Regions from separate parts of the Homo sapiens genome. Here all the other regions are linked to region 3. The links are chromatin loops, found by intact Hi-C in ENCODE. Cell type or tissue: psoas muscle. All regions are shown on one strand. Region 1 overlaps ARHGAP23 (Rho GTPase activating protein 23). Region 2 has its middle 14 kb from the start of ARHGAP23. Region 3 holds the start of LOC124903991 (a long non-coding RNA gene).

What was found. A loop is a pair of places that touch in the nucleus more often than their neighbours do. Peaks named below come from ENCODE experiments on the same cell type or tissue, not always from the same donor. Only the 100,000 strongest peaks of a DNase experiment are listed, where the experiment ranks them.
Region 1: it touches region 3 in a loop (4-fold over the local background); 33 of 110 quality-filtered maps call a loop at or near these places.
Region 2: a loop joins it to region 3, with 7 times the contacts of the local background. A loop is called at or near these places in 107 of 110 quality-filtered maps.

What each region holds. Positions count from the first base shown.
Region 1 is chr17:38,482,507-38,487,506 of GRCh38, forward strand. It overlaps ARHGAP23 (Rho GTPase activating protein 23), which reads left to right. Exons shown (of 24, transcript NM_001199417.2): 16 at 17-172; 17 at 3,556-3,634. Among named protein-coding and RNA genes, the nearest start is that of ARHGAP23, 57 kb to the left of the region's middle. RefSeq lists an enhancer at 1,984-2,505. In psoas muscle, a CTCF peak has its summit at 2,549 (motif pointing left); a DNase peak (open chromatin) is centred at 2,535; H3K27ac peaks cover 448 bases.
Region 2 is chr17:38,411,967-38,416,966 of GRCh38, forward strand. No RefSeq gene overlaps it. Among named protein-coding and RNA genes, the nearest start is that of ARHGAP23, 14 kb to the right of the region's middle. RefSeq lists enhancers at 1,870-2,804, 2,805-3,740, 3,620-3,914, 3,741-4,675. In psoas muscle, a CTCF peak has its summit at 2,937 (motif pointing left); DNase peaks (open chromatin) are centred at 2,925, 3,675 and 3,745; H3K4me3 peaks cover 1,021 bases.
Region 3 is chr17:38,346,285-38,351,284 of GRCh38, forward strand. LOC124903991 (a long non-coding RNA gene) reads right to left here and starts at 4,712. Exons shown (of 2, transcript XR_007065738.1): 1 at 4,634-4,712; 2 at 4,175-4,441. In psoas muscle, a CTCF peak has its summit at 3,031 (motif pointing right); a DNase peak (open chromatin) is centred at 3,017; H3K4me3 peaks cover 157 bases; H3K27ac peaks cover 1,029 bases.

The sequences.
Region 1 (5,000 bases), 140 kb after region 3:
TCCCATGTGTCCCCAGCGCGTCCCCTTAATCGTGGCTGCATGCTGTCGCATTGTGGAGGCACGAGGGCTGGAGTCCACAGGCATTTACCGAGTGCCCGGCAACAATGCAGTGGTGTCCAGCCTACAGGAGCAGCTCAACCGCGGGCCTGGTGACATCAACCTGCAGGATGAGGTGGGTGAAGCTGGGGGGTCTGTGGAAGAGGGGCTGAGATGGTGTGTGGGTGGTGCTCCGCTTGGAGAGTTCTGTGGTCTATTGTGTTGCATGCATTGTGCCCTATGACATGCCCGGCATTGGTCCAGAACACCAAGATGGGCAAGATGGGACCTGCCCCCGCTGGCCAGCCCGGGGATGGGCATCACCCCAGGCTGAAGCTGACCAAGTAAATGCAGTCATGGCCTGGGGAGCTCTGAGGCAGAGGCTCACAGATGGCAGTTTTGTCCGAGTGTTTAGGATGAGTAGAGTTCACCAAAGGCCGGTGAAAGCCAGGTGAGGGCATTCCAGGCAGCAGAATGGCCTGCTCAATGGTGTAGACGCGGAAAGTGTGCCAGGAGTCAACCAGCTTTCTCTGTAGAAGGCAGAGGGTAAATATTTTCTGCTGTAGTTTGCTCTGTTGCGTTCCCCCCTTCTCTTCCTCCTCCTTCTCTTCCTAATCCTTTAACAACGTAAAAACCATACTTAGCTCAAGGGCCATCCAAAAGCAGGCTGTGGCTAGATATTGCCTACAGACCATGGTTTACAAACCGCCGGCTTAGAAAAAGGGGAATATATGATGTTTTCTAGAATGGCCAGCAATTTGGGTGGCTGCAACATGGAAAGAGAAGTGGCTGATCAGGCGAGATGAGACCAGCCTGTGAAGGGATCTGCAATCACACTTAAGTGTTTCCAGCAAGGCCGGCGATTCTCAAAGGGTGTTCCCCAGAGTCCTAGGGTTCCCCAGAGGGGCCTTGGGAGGCCAGGGGCAGGTCAGGACCCCCTGTCCTTGCTAGAGCAACCCTGCTTTGCCCTGTCTGTTGTACTGGGTTTTCATGTACAATTTTATTTGCCCAAAGGGGCTCTGATAAAAAAGATATTTTGGAAAACCGTGAACGTGGGCAGTGATGTCCCACGAATCACACACGTGAAGGCTCATGGAATACACAAGTCTTCCTGTCCTTGGAGAATGAGGAGCTGAGACAAGTGTGTGTGAAATTGTGGACAAGAGAAAAAGATGATCTCTCATCAGGGACCACACTGTGATGAGGAAGGAGAGGGTGCTCAGGCTGGAGCAGGTGGTGGCTGGAGGGTTTGAGTATTGGAGGAATGAATAGGAGGGGGCAGGTGGACGGGAAGCCTTTCGGGGTGTGAGACGATGGCATTTTCCAAAACCCCAGCAAGGGCCGGGGAGGGCTTGAGGGTTAGGACAGAGAGTGGATCTACCTCCTGGGCTTGGAGGTGGGGAGGGTGAGGCCCCAGGGGGACAGAGAAGGCATTTGATGGCTTCACTGAAGACTTCGACCTTGATCTGATGGACAGTAGGGAGCTTCTGATGGTTCTTAAGCTGGGGAGGCATCGTGAGAACAAAGTTCAAGAAACAGTAATGCTCCTGCTCATGTCCATTGGATACGAATGCGGAGGGCAGGGGTCTGGGGAGAAGTCACTGATCTATGGAAGCGCTAAGTGTCGGGAGGACTTGGTGGTCTCAGGGGAAGGGGGAGGATGGGAGCAACCCTAAGAGTTGTCTGCATGAGAGGGAGGAAGGAGGGGCGAGGAAGAGCCGCATGTTTGAGCTGGGGCTGGTGGTATCTTCCCTTGGCAGAAACCAGGGAGTGGGGCAGCGTGAGGAGAGGCGGAAGGGAGGGGCCGTCTCAGGGAGTGGCTCCATTGGATTTGGGGTGTGGAAAGTCCCTTGCATGGGGTGAGGGCATAAACAGGCGCTATATTGAGCCTGGACTAGAGAGTGGCATGGGTCCTGCTGCAGCTGAGGCATGGGATGACCAAGGGTGGGCCGCAGAACAGCAGGGGCCACGCTCTGAGTGGGACAGAAGGAGAGGGCCGCCAGTGAGGCTGGGGTGAGGGCAGACACTTCACTCTGGAGGAACCAGGAAGCACTGGCCAGGGCATTGGGTTTGGCAGCTGGGAGATGAGAGGAGCTCACACCTGAGGGCCAGGAGGTAACGGAGTCGGGTGGGCAGGAGCCGCACTGGGTGTGTGTGAGATGAGGGGGCCATGCTGGCAGGCAGCTGGTCCAAGCCAGGGCCAGCTGGGGGCATACGAGGTATATTGGGTGTGTTGTTTTGTCTTGGATATCATTGTGTCATTTGTTGTGGGTCGTGCTGGGAGTAAGTGTAGTGGGGGATGAATCTAACCCCTGGTGAGCCTGTGGGGAGTGTATTGTTTATGGGATTGTCTGGCATTAAGCTGTGGATCCATTGTAATGAGTGTGTGTACTGCTGTACTGTGTCTCTTTGTTGGGGGTATTAGGTCGCTTTCTGGGCCTGAGTTATTCTGAGCCATTCCCAGCGAGGCGGCTGTGCCCAACTTGGTTGCAATGTGGGGTGATGGTGCCCCCTGGAGGACAGAAGGGACAACGACCCGGCCGTTAGTTCTTGTACTCGACAACCATTTATTTTAGAGTAGGGTTTCTCAATCTCAGTGGACATTTTGGGAAGAACAATTATTTGTTGTGTGGGGTTGTCCTGTGCACTGGAGGGAATTTGACATCATCCCTGGCCTCGATCCACTAGATGCAAGTGGCACCTCCCAGTTGGGAAAATCAAAATGGCTCCAGACATTGTCAAATGTCCTCTGTGGGTGGAGTGGGAGTTTGGGGGACAAAATTGCCTCCTTCTGTTAGAACTACTGATTTAGGGCCATGTAAGTACCAGGTTAACTGTCCTTGCTAGGTGATAGGAGCACAGTGGGAAATGAGACAGACGGGATCCTGTCTCCTCCTGGAGCTTACAGTCCTGCAGGGAGACAGGCATGAACACGGAAACAAAAGCAGAAAATAATGACAAATTGGGTTAAGCGCCAGGAAGGAAACAAAGTCAGGGCTGGGGTGCAGGTGACAGGGCAGTGGTGAAGGTGGCTGCTTTAGCTATGAGGGTCAGAGAAGGCCTCTTTGAAGAGCGACTTTTAGGCGGGGATGAGGAGCCAGTTGTGTGGAGGCGGGGAGGAAAGTTCTGGTTGAGGAAACCAGCACATGCAGAGGACCTGAGACAGGAAGGAGCCGGCACGAATGACTGCTGTGTCACGGATGCTTAAACTGTGCCCAGTGGAGGCAGCAGCTGCCACTCACTGTCTCCCCACAGTGCCTGGGACTTTCTGTGCATGGGGAGGTGTTGGAGCCCACGCACTGGCAGGAGCAGGGAGGGGCTGGGGCCAAGTGTGAGTGTGGGCACAGGACCTCTCTGGGGACTCAGTTCTGCTGCCACCATCCTGATGAGTAGAGAGCTTGGTCTAAGTAGGTCCCAGGGAGGGCCTGGTGGGCTTGATTGGGCTCTGGGGTGAATGATCGTGGAGGCATGGGCATCGGGCTGGGCCTGCCTGTGCCTGACATCTGACCCCTCCCCCAGCGCTGGCAAGACCTCAATGTGATCAGCAGCCTGCTCAAGTCCTTCTTCCGAAAGCTGCCCGAGCCTCTTTTCACTGATGGTGAGTAGGAGGTGGAAGTGGGGCGGGGAGGGGACACCAGTCCGTGCCTCACCCTGACCACTACTTTTGCATTTGGTTTGTTGGTTTTACTCTTTTTTTTTTTTTTTGAGACAGTCTTGCTCTGTTGCCCAGGCTGGAGTGCAGTGGCGCAATCACGGCTCATTGCAGCCTCAAGCTACTGGGCTCAAGCGATCCTCCCACCTCAGCCTCCTGAGTAGCTGAGACAGCAGGTGAACACCACCACACCCAGCTAATTTAAAAGTTTTTTTTCAGAGATGGGGGGAGTTTCTCACTATGTTGCTCAGACTGGTGTTGCACTCCTGGGCTCAATCAATCCTCCTGCCTGCCCCAGCCTCACAAAATGCTGGGATTACAGGCATGAGCCACCACGCTGGCTTTTTTTTTTTTTTTTTTTTAACACAAAAGCTTATTTAAAAAACATAGATTGTACAGATGTGAATGAAGAAAACAGCACAGGACCCTGTGAATGTCCTGCTCCCTTTCACGGGAGGTTGTGGCTAACACTTTCTGAGCATTAGAGTGTGCCAAGCACAACTCCCTACAGCAACTCCATGAGGAAGGTGCTATTGTCTTCCCTCTACAGATTAGGAAACCAAGGCTCAGAGAAGTTTAATGCCTTGCCCAAGGTCGCACAGGTTGTAAATGGCAGAGCCAGGATTCCACCCCAGGCGTCGGGCACCGACGGGCTTTGGCCGTTTGCTGAACTGCTTATTCACAATCTGTTGTGTTTCTCTCCTGGCCCTCTTATATGCATGGCAGAGATACACACGTGCCTGCGTGGGGTTTGGATTTGGGTGGGTTCAGGGGTGTGCTGGCAGATGTTTAACATCTGTCTCTGGGGGAAAAAAGCCCTAATGCCTAGCGTTTTCCAGCTTCCATGGCGTAAATACTCCTACCATGGTTTATTTCAAGCCACCAACATGATGTCACCAACATGGAATTGGGAAGAGAGGCACACAGTCGCTCTCAGGAGCTGGTGTGAGCGGGCTCCAGCACACCGCTGGTTGAGTTGTTTTTAACAAAAGCAGAGTTGTAATTCTGAGATTCATTCGTGTCAGTGCAGAGAGCTCTACCTCATTCTTCTTTTAAATCAGCCACATAGAATTTCATGGTTTGAATAGACTACAATTTCTTTAAGTACTCCTCTATTGATGGATATTTAGGTTGTCTTCAAATGTTTGCTATTACACAACCTGTTGCAATGGCTTTCCTTGAATAAGTCCTTGCACGCCTGGATCTGTGCTCTCTAAGGAGATTCTTAGATGTAGAATTGCTGGGTCAAAGTCCCGGTGAACCTTTCTGAGACCAGTGTCAATTGCACTCTGAGAAAGAGGCCCTGGTTTAG
Region 2 (5,000 bases), 66 kb after region 3:
TTTCTGGGCCCTTATTCTGCAGATCCAGGGATGATGGGAGAACGGGAGAGGCTAGCTGGATTTATACTGGGAGAGAAAAGTAAGAGGAAATGGTAATGGCTGAGCTTGGGGGACATTGAGAAGGTTTGGAAATGGGTAGGAAGGTCTTTGGCAACAGCTGTCCTGTGTGTGAGACCGATAAAGTCAAGATGTTTCACTATGCAGTGGGTGTCATCTCTTGGTGCCTCTTCTTCCCCATGCCCTGGTATTGAAAAACCTGATATATGGGTCCGGCGCAGTAGCCCACGCCTATAATCCCGGCACTTTAAGAGTCAGGAGTATGGGGAAGGCATGGTGGCTCATGCCTGTAATCCCAGCTCTTTGGGAGGCAGAGGCAGGTGGATCACCTGAGGTCAGGAGTTTGAGACCAGCCTGGCCAACATGGTGAAACCCCATCTCTACTAAAAATATAAAAATTAGCTGGGCGTGGTGGTGGGCACCTGTAATCCCAGCTAATCAGGAGGCTGAGGCAGAAGAATCACTTGAATCTGGGAGGCGGAGGTTGCAGTGAGCCGAGATCGTGCCACTGCACTCCAGCCTGGGTGACAGAGGGAGACTCGGTCTCAAAAAAAAAAAAAAAAATAGAGAGTCAGGAGCATTGCTTGAGCCCAGAAGCTCAAGACCAGACTAGGCAATATGGCAAGACCCCATCTCTTTTTTTTTTTTTTTTTTGAGATGGAGTCTCGCTCTGTCACCCAGGCTGGAGGGCAGTGGCGTGATGTCGGCTCACTGCAAGCTCCACCTCCCGGGTTCATGCCATTCTCCTGCCTCAGCCTCCCGAGTAGCTAGGACTACAGATGCCCACAACCACGCCTGGCTAATTTTTTGTATTTTTTTTTAGTACAGACGGGGTTTCACCATGTTGGCCAGGATGGTCTTGATCTCCTGACCTCGTGATCCACCCACCTCGGCCTCCCAAAGTGCTGGGATTACAGGCGTGAGCCACCGCGCCCGGCCGGCAAGACCCCATCTCTAAGAAAAAAAAATAAAAAATTAGCTGGGCATGGTGACATGTGCCTGTAGTCCCAACCAATTTAAGAGACTGAGGCAGGAGGATTGATTGAGCCCAGGTGATCAAGGCTGCAGGGAGCTGTGATTGAGCTACTGCACTCCAGCCTGGGTGACAGAGCAAAACTCTGTCTCAAAACAAAGAAAAACCTGTCTGGATACGGGGCAGATATGTCTTTGACTGGGATCCCATACGGCTCTGGACATGTTAAACGCCGACTGCATGTGGAGAGCGGGCTCTGTGTCTTGCTCATCTTCTGGGATGACCCCCATCCCCCAGCCGAGCACATGAAGGGATACCTGTGAATGTTTGCCAAAAACCATGGAGCAGGTCAGAGGCAGAGCCAGGCCAGGAGGGAGGTGGCAGTGGGGAAAGGTCTTCTAGGCTGGAATCACCTTTGGGCCTGGACCGGGGAGCTCCCATATTGGAATGGGAGTTTATGTGGGAACTGTTTTCAGCAAATGCTGGTGGGGGAGACCGCAGAATGCATTGTGGAGTCTGGCGGAGAGGCTTCGGGGATGGTGCCGTGGTTCTCAGCCAGGGCAGAGGCTTTGTGAGCTTGAATCACTTAGACAACATTTTCACATCTCACTCCCAAGACTAAGACACCCTCCTAGAATCTCAAGGGGTTGTGGGGGAGAGCGGTGGTGAGGATAGCAGATGAGACATCTCAGGGGCATCCACGGGCTCTTCGCTTCCTCCCATGCTCCTGCCTGCCTGTTAAGACTCCTGGGGAGGGCCTGGCCCAGGATTTGCTGACCCAAGTTTGAGTCCCGGCTCTACTGCCTGCTCGTTTTGTGATCTTGGGCACTTTATGCTTTTTTGGTCTGTTTCCTCCTGAGTTTTATTTCCTACCTCATGTGTGAGTAAATGAGACATGTGTGTAAAATGCCTGGTACATCTTGAGCACTTAATAAATATCCACAAAAGCCTGCGCGACATAGCAAGACCCTGTCTTCATAAACAGTAAAAAATTAGCTGGGCATGGTGGCGTGCGCCTGTAGTTTCAGCTACTCAGGAGGCTGAGGTGAGAGGATCGCTTGAGCCTGGAAGGTCCAGGCTACAGTGAATGGTGATGGTGCCATTGCACTCCAGCCTGGGCAACACAGCGAGACTCTGTCTCAAATGTGTGTCATCTCTCTCTCTCTCTCTCTCGGCACTGATTATGATCATTATTATTATTATTATTATTTTTGAGACAGGGTATCTCTCTGTCACCCCGGCTGGATTGCAGTGGCAAGATCTCAGCTCACTGCAACCTCTGCCTCCTGGGTTCAATTCTCCTGCCTCAGTCTCCTGAGTAGCTGGGATTATAGGCGTCTGCCACCACGCCTGGCTAATTTTTGTATTTTTCGTAGAGACTAGGTTTCACCATGTTGGCCAGGCTGGTCTCGAACTCCTGACCTCAGGTGATCCGTCTGCCTCAACCTTCCAAAGTGCTGGGATTACAGGCGTGAGCCACCGTTCCTGGCCCCATGATCATTATTATTAGCGGGCTTTTTTTTTTTTTTTTTTTTTTTTTTTGCTGGGAGAGGGAAAGAGTCTCGCCCATCACCCAGGCTGGAGTGCAACAGCGCTATTGTAGCTCACTACAACTTCAAACTTCTGGGCTCAAGCCATCCTCCCACCTCGGCCTCCCAAAGTGCTGGGATTACAGGCGTGAGCCACTGTGCCCGGCCCTGTTAGCAGTATTTTGAAAACTAGGATTGAGATTCTTTTTGCCAAAGGCAGAGGAAGAATGAAAAGCTCCTCTTACCGGAGGCCGCAGAGGAGCGGGCTGTAGGGAAAAAGAGAGGAGGGAGCTTCCAGGTGGGGAAGGGCCCGGAGGCTGCTGGTGGCCGCGGGCAGAGCTGGGTGAGTCATTGGGCTTCTCCTGCCACCTAGTGGCTCCTCAGGGCTAAGCCACCCTGCTGTTCCCTCAGGTCCCCTCGGTGGTGGTGGGGTGAGGCCGCACTTAAATATTCCTAAACACGGTGTCTCCAGTCCTCTTCTGTTAGCCCATTAAACGCCCTGCCCTTTCAGGGACCCTGGCCCATGAGGCATCCCTCACCTGGCCCTGGTGTGTGGGACACGACCCCCTCCTCCAGGTGGAGGGAGAGCGAGAAGCCTTTGTTCTCCTGGCTCCGGGGCAGAGTTGGGGGGCCGAGGCGGACACCTGGGGACGGTGGATGCCACGTTCATGCACCCCGCCCCCGCTTGCTTGATGGCTGCTCATGGGAGAGACTGGGGCCCGGGACCATGTCCGTGTCTGCTGCGGGTTCTAGTTAATTCTATAAATAGGCACTATTTTGTGCAGGGTCCGGGTTAGGGCTCTCCTGAACCTTCCCATCTCACCTTCTCGGAGGACTTTGCCTTTTTGTCTCCAGTATGGAGAGGGTGCGGACAGAGACCGGCCGCCCGAGGCCTGAGAGCCGGATGGGGCCTCTCCTCATGCCCCTCCCTCTGAGGAGGCTGCCTGGAGTGATGGCCTGGTTGCATCATGCCCTACTCCTGCCTATTAGGTGGCTGTGACTACTGGGGAGGGGTCTGGCCCTGGGTGAGGGGCTTCAGGAGGAGGCTGAGGGTCCTCATGAAGGGGCCACACGTTGGCTGTGAATCAAGGTCAGGCGTCCTGCCCTGCTGCCCACTGCCCTCCCCGCCCCTGACACCCACTTCTCTCTCGGGGCCCTGCAGCCTCAGCTGCACCAGGCCAGGATTGCATCATTCTTGGCTTTGTTCTCAGAGCAGCAGGTGCAGGAGTGGGGCCTGCCACCCGCCGCCCCCCTCCTTCCCTCTCATCTCCTTCCACTCCCTCCTGGGTAATCCCCCTCCTTCCTCCCTTCCTAGGCCCATGGCACCCCGGGAGTTGTCTGCCTTACCCGTGGCTCTTAGCTCCCTTTCTACCTTCTCCCTGTTCCCCAGGGAGCCCTGGAGGCTACCGAGGTGGAAGGAAGTAGACTGGGGGGCAGGGATGAGCACCAGGCTGGAAACCGCCATTCTTCACCTCTAGCCCCCAACTGGCTGAAAGCAGGTGCCACCCGCAAAGGGAACACCCGGTTGTAGCCAGGGTATAGCCTCCTAGAATTTGGGGACAAGGTCAGAAATCGTCACCTGCTGAACTAAAACTAATAATAATCAACATAAAATGAATTAATTCAGCCCTTTGTAGAAGGCACTTAACTTTTTTTTTTTTTTTTTTTTTTGTGAGATGGAGTCTCGCTCTGTCACCCAGGCTGGACTGCAGTGGCACAATCTCGGCTCACTGCAACCTCCGCCTCCCAGGTTCAAGAATTTCTCCTGCCTCAGCCTCCCTAGTAGCTGGGATTATAGGCATGTGCCATCACGCCCAGCTAATTTTTTGTAATTTTGGTGGAGACGGGGTTTCACCTTGTTGGCCAGGCTAGTCTCGAACTCCTGGCCTCAGGTGATCCGCTAGCCTCGGCCTCCCAAAGTGCTGGGATTACAGGCGTGAGCCACCACACCCTGCCGGTGCTTAACTTTTATTGATCACTTCTGTGCCCACCAGTAGACCGAGCATTTTAGACTCACATTCTCATGTCATCTTTCAACAGCTCTGTGAGGTGGTGCGGTTAGCATGTCTGGTTTACAGATAAGGGAGCTGCAGGGCAGAGAGGTCAGAACACTTGCCCAAGACTGCGCGAATATTAAATGGCAGGTCTGGGAGGTGAGTCCTGGTCTGCCTCCCTCTTGAAGCCTCTGGAAGAGATGGTTGGAAAATTCGATGCTGACCCACCCGGAACATTTTTTTTAAACCCCTAAAAGATTGTTTTTGGCCAAGACACTCATCAAGAGATAAGTATCTTATTTTAACTTTATCAAAGAGATAGAATAAATAACAAATATCCATGGAAGCCTGGGCTACATACTGAGACCCCGTCTCTAAAAAAATAAAAAATTAGCCAGGCATGGTGGCATGCACTTGTAGTCCCTGCTGCTCAGGCTGAGGTGGGAG
Region 3 (5,000 bases):
GAAGACAATAGTAACTTATCATGAAAAGCTTCTTGGGAAAAAATGTATTAAGTTATTACCATGAAAAGCTTCTTGGGAAAAAATGTATTAACTAACATTTGTATAGCACTGTAGAATTTATTAAGTACCTTTACACGTAAGTTTTCATTTAATTCCCCACAATAGCCATGTCAAGGGGGGATTATTACTGACCCATTTTAACAAATGAAACACGGGTTCGGAGATGTTTAATTATTTGCGTTTGCTCATATATTCAGAAAGTGGCATGATTAAGACTAACTAGACCAACCACAAAGTCCAGAGGGACAGGGATTGTGTCTGTCTCATTTATCACTGCATCCCCAAACCTAGCCCACCGTTGAATGACCAAATGAATCTCAGAACTTCTTTAGATTCTTTATCATTTTTTTGTTTTGAGGCAGGGTCTCGCTCTATCACCAGCCTGGAGTGCAGTGGTGAGATCATGGCTTCCTACAGCCTCGGCCTCCCAGGCTCAAGTGAGCCTCCCACCTCAGCCTCCTGAGTAGCTGGGACTACAGGCATGTGCCACCACACCTGGCTAATTAAAAAAAAAAAAAAAAAAAAGGCCGAGCACGGTGGCTCACGCCTGTAATCCCAGCACTTTGGGAGGCCGAGGTGGGTGGATCACGAGGTCAGGAGTTCAAGATCAGCCTGGCTGGCCAGGGGCAGTGGCTCACGCCTGTAATCCCAGCACTTTGGGAGGCCGAGGTGGGTGGATCACGAGGTCAGGAGATGGGGACCATCCTGGCTAACACGGTGAAATCTCATCTCTACTAAAAATACAAAAAAATTAGCCGGGTATGGTGGCAGGCGCCTGTAGTCCCAGCGACTCAGGAGGCTGAGGCAGGAGAATGGCGTGAACCCGGGAGGCAGAGCTTGCAGTGAGCCGACATCGCGCCACCGCACTCCAGCCTGGGCGACACAGCGAGACTCTGACTCAAAAAAAAAAAAAAAAAAAATCAGCCTGGCCAAGATGGTGAAACCCGGCCTCTACTAAAAAATACAGAAGAATTAGCCAGGCATGGTGTTGGGCACTTGTAATCCCAGCTACTCGGGAGGCTGAGGCAGAGAACTACTTGAACCCAGGAGGCAGAGGTTGCAGTGAGCCGAGATCGCACCACTGCACTCCAGTCTGGGCAACAGAGAGAGACAACGTCCCCCCGCCCAAAAAAAAAATTGTGGAGATGAGGTCTCACTATGTTGTCGAGGGTGGTCTCAAACTCCTGGGCTCAAGTGATCCTTCTACCTTGGTCTCCCAAAGTGCGAGGATTACAGGTGTGAGCCACTGTGCCAGACCTTAAATTCTTTAAGTCATCCTTCATAAAAGTTTTTAAAACTAGGACTCTATCTCTGTAGGGACCTTTTTTTTTTTTTTTGAGACAGGGTTTCACTCAGTCACCCAAGCTGGAGTGTCTATCACCCAGACTAAAGTGCAGTGGCACAATCACGGCTCACTGCAGCCTCCACCGCCAGGGCTTGCTTAATGGATCCTCCCACCTCAGCCTCCCAAGTAGCTGAGACTACAGGTGCGTGCCATCATGCCCAGGTAAATATATATATATATATATATATTTTTTTTTTGGCGGTGGGAATAGAGATGGGGTTTTGCCTTACTGCCCTGGCTGGTCTCAAACTCCTGGGCTCAAGTGATCCGCCCACTTCAACCTCCCAAAGTGTTGTGATTATAGGCGTGAGCCACTGTGCCCACCTTATTTTCTGTTTTACTTTTTTGAGACAGGGTCTCTCACTCTGTCACCCAGGCAGGGGTGCAGTGGCATGAACACAGCTCACTCCACTTCTGACCCCTGGGCTCAAGTGATTCTCCTGCCTCAGCCTCCTGAGTAGCTGGGATTACAGGTGCACGCCACCACGCCCAACTATTTTTTTTTTATTTTTTGTAGAGACGAGGTCTCACGACATCCTCACAACATTGGGTCTCTTTGTTGCCCAACCTGGTCACAAACTCCCAGGCTAAAGTGATCCGCCTACCTTGGCCTCCCAAAGTGCTGGGATTATAGGCTTGAGCCACCACGCTCGGCTGAGGACCACTTTTATAGTGCTCAGTGAAAGAGGTATATTTAAACATAAAATCAGCTCAATAAACATAAATTTGGCAGGGCGCAGTGGCTCACACCTGTAATCCCAACACTTTGGGAAGCTGAGGCAGGTGGATCAATTGAGGTCAGGAGTTTGAGACCAGCCTGGCCAACATGGCGGAACCCTGTCTCTACTAAAAACAAAAAAATTAGCTGGGCCTGGTGGCATGCGCCGGTAATCTCAGCTACTCAGGAGGCTGAGGCAGGAGAATTGCTTGAACGCAGGAGGCAGAGGTTGCAGTGAGCCGAGATCATACCTATGCACTCCAGCCTGGGAAACAAGAATGAAACTCTGAGGCCGGGCGCCGTGGCTCACGCCTGTAATCCCAGCACTTCGGGAGGCTGAGGCAGGCAGATCAATGAGGTTGGGAGATCGAGATGAGCCTGACCAACATGGAGAAACTCTGTCTCTACTAAAAATACAAAATTAGCTAGGCGTGGTGGCGCATGCCTGTAATCCCAGCTACTTGGGAGGCTGAGGCAGGAGAATCGCTTGAACCTGGCAGGCAGAGGTTGCAGTGAGCCAAGATAGCGCCATTGCACTCCAGCCTGGGCAACAAGAGCAAAATTCCGTCTAAAAAAACAAAACAAAACAAACAAACAAAAACACAAAAGAATGAAATGCTGTCTCAAAACAAACAAACAACCCCCAACACAAATTCAAGTCCTACAAATGCAAAGATACACCCTCTTTGCTTGGAATTTAACTTTCAATGTTTTTTCCAGGATCTGGGCTACGGAAATGGACAATTATGGAAATGGGAAAAGTCTACCCCATGGCTTGCCCTGCCTTAGAAAGAGCTCGCGTGTGTTCCTCTGTACCTCTGTGCACTCCGTGCAAGTAGAGATACTCCAGATAACCCACACAGTCCTCTTCTCCCACGGCCAGGAAAGCAGCTGGACAGCAGAGGGCGATGAAGAGCCAGGGACCTTGCCTGTAATCAGCTTGTAATGGGCTCTGAGGCCAGAGAGTTTCTCAGAGAGAAAGCTGGGGATCTTGGGTAGTCTTCTTAGGCCTCAGGTGTTGTGTGATTCTATAGCAATTTCTCTTCTTTTATTCATTTATCTATATAGAGACACGGTCTTGCTCTGTCACCCAGGCTAGAGTGCAGTGGTGTGATCACAGCTCACTGCAGTCTCCACCTCCTGGGCTCAAGCAATCCTCCTGCCTCAGCCTCCTGAGTAGCTGAGACCACATCTGGGCACACCACCATGCCTGGCTAATTTTAACATTTGTTGTAGAGCCAGAGTGTTGCTATGTTGCCCTGGCTGGCCTTAAACTCCTGGCCTCAAGTGATCCAAGACCTGCCTTGGCCTCCCCAAGCGCTGGAATTACAGACGTGGGTAAACATGCCCCTCTCAATCGCTCTTCTTTTCTTCAGAAACCTGAGTGACACCTGAGAGGCAGCCAGGGGAAGAGAATGAACTATCTGGAGTCAGAGCTGGTTTTGATTTTCACTGCATCCTTTTGAATTGAGTGACTTTAGCTAAATAACTCACTGAGGTTTACTTTGTCTCTTTATGTGTGAGGAAAGATAATTAATTCTGTTGTGCAGAATTTGTCTCAGGAGACTCTTACAGGGCTTAAGGTTGAACAACAATTCCAGGCACTGTCCTTGGCACTGGAGAGTCCCCAAGGGGCAAAAAGCAAACATGGCTTCTGCCCTCATAGAATTTACAGTTTTGTAGGGAGGACAGCTTTTAATCAACTGACCCCACAGACAGATTGCAAATTACACCTGCGCAAGTAAGTGCAACAAAGGAATGATCTCAGAGCCTGGGGAGGAGGAAGGGCCCAGGCAGGGAGATTTCCCTAAGGTAGTGAGGAGTGAGTTCAATCTGAAGGATGAGTAGGAGTTTACTAAGCAAAAAGAGAAAAGTCTTGCAAGAAAAGGGAATAGCTTTTCTTGCCCACATGTATGGGAGCCTGCCGCAAGGTTGATGGGAATGCAGGGAACAGAGAACAAGGTGGAGCTTAGCAGGGGATGTGGCTAGAGAGGCAGGGGTTAGATCACACAGGGGTCAGATCACAAGATCACACATTAGCCTAAGAACAATGGGAAGCCATGAACAATTTTAATCACAGGCTATGAACACATTTCCATTCTGAAAAGGTCCCTCTGGTTGCAGGACTCAACCCTCCACCCTCTTCCCCTCAATGCACCCTCAGGTATTAGAAGTCACTGAGTTCTGCAGCTGATCCTTCCTCCTTTTCCCTTGCATCTCTCAATATCTCCCACTGGGACTATTTCAATGGGCTCCCTGCCTCCAGTCTCACCTCCTCCACACAAAAAGCTTGATCTTATTTGATCCTCACAACATGCCTGCAAGCAAGCAAAATTGCAATCCTTATCCCTGTGTAAAGATAAGAAGGCCGGGCGTGGGCGCGGTGGCTCACGCCTGTAATCCCAGCATTTTGGGAGGCCAAGGCGGGTGGATCACCTGAGGTCAGGAGTTCAAAACTGGCCTGGCCAACATGGTGAAACCCTGTCTCTACTAAGAATACAAAAAATTACCTGGAGCGAGGCAGGAGAATTGCTTGAACCCGGGAGGCAGAGGTTGCAGTGAGCCAAGATAGCGCCATTGCACTCCAGCCTGGGCAATAGAGAAAGATTCCATCTCAACAACAGCAAAAACTTAATGTGTTGTCTGTAGCCGTTACATTATGAATAGCACAAAAATTGAGTAAATATTCTTCCAGTATTTGAAACCGTTTTCTGACTCAGCAAAGAAGTTGCTCCCATCATTGACAATCCAATTAAGTTTTGTCTTTTTCAGTTTTATCAACCAACATTCACCTTTACAATTACACTCCTAGGTCAACTGCAATCACAGTTTGGCTACCCATATAAGAGTTTGGCAAAAATCAATGAAAGCATTCTG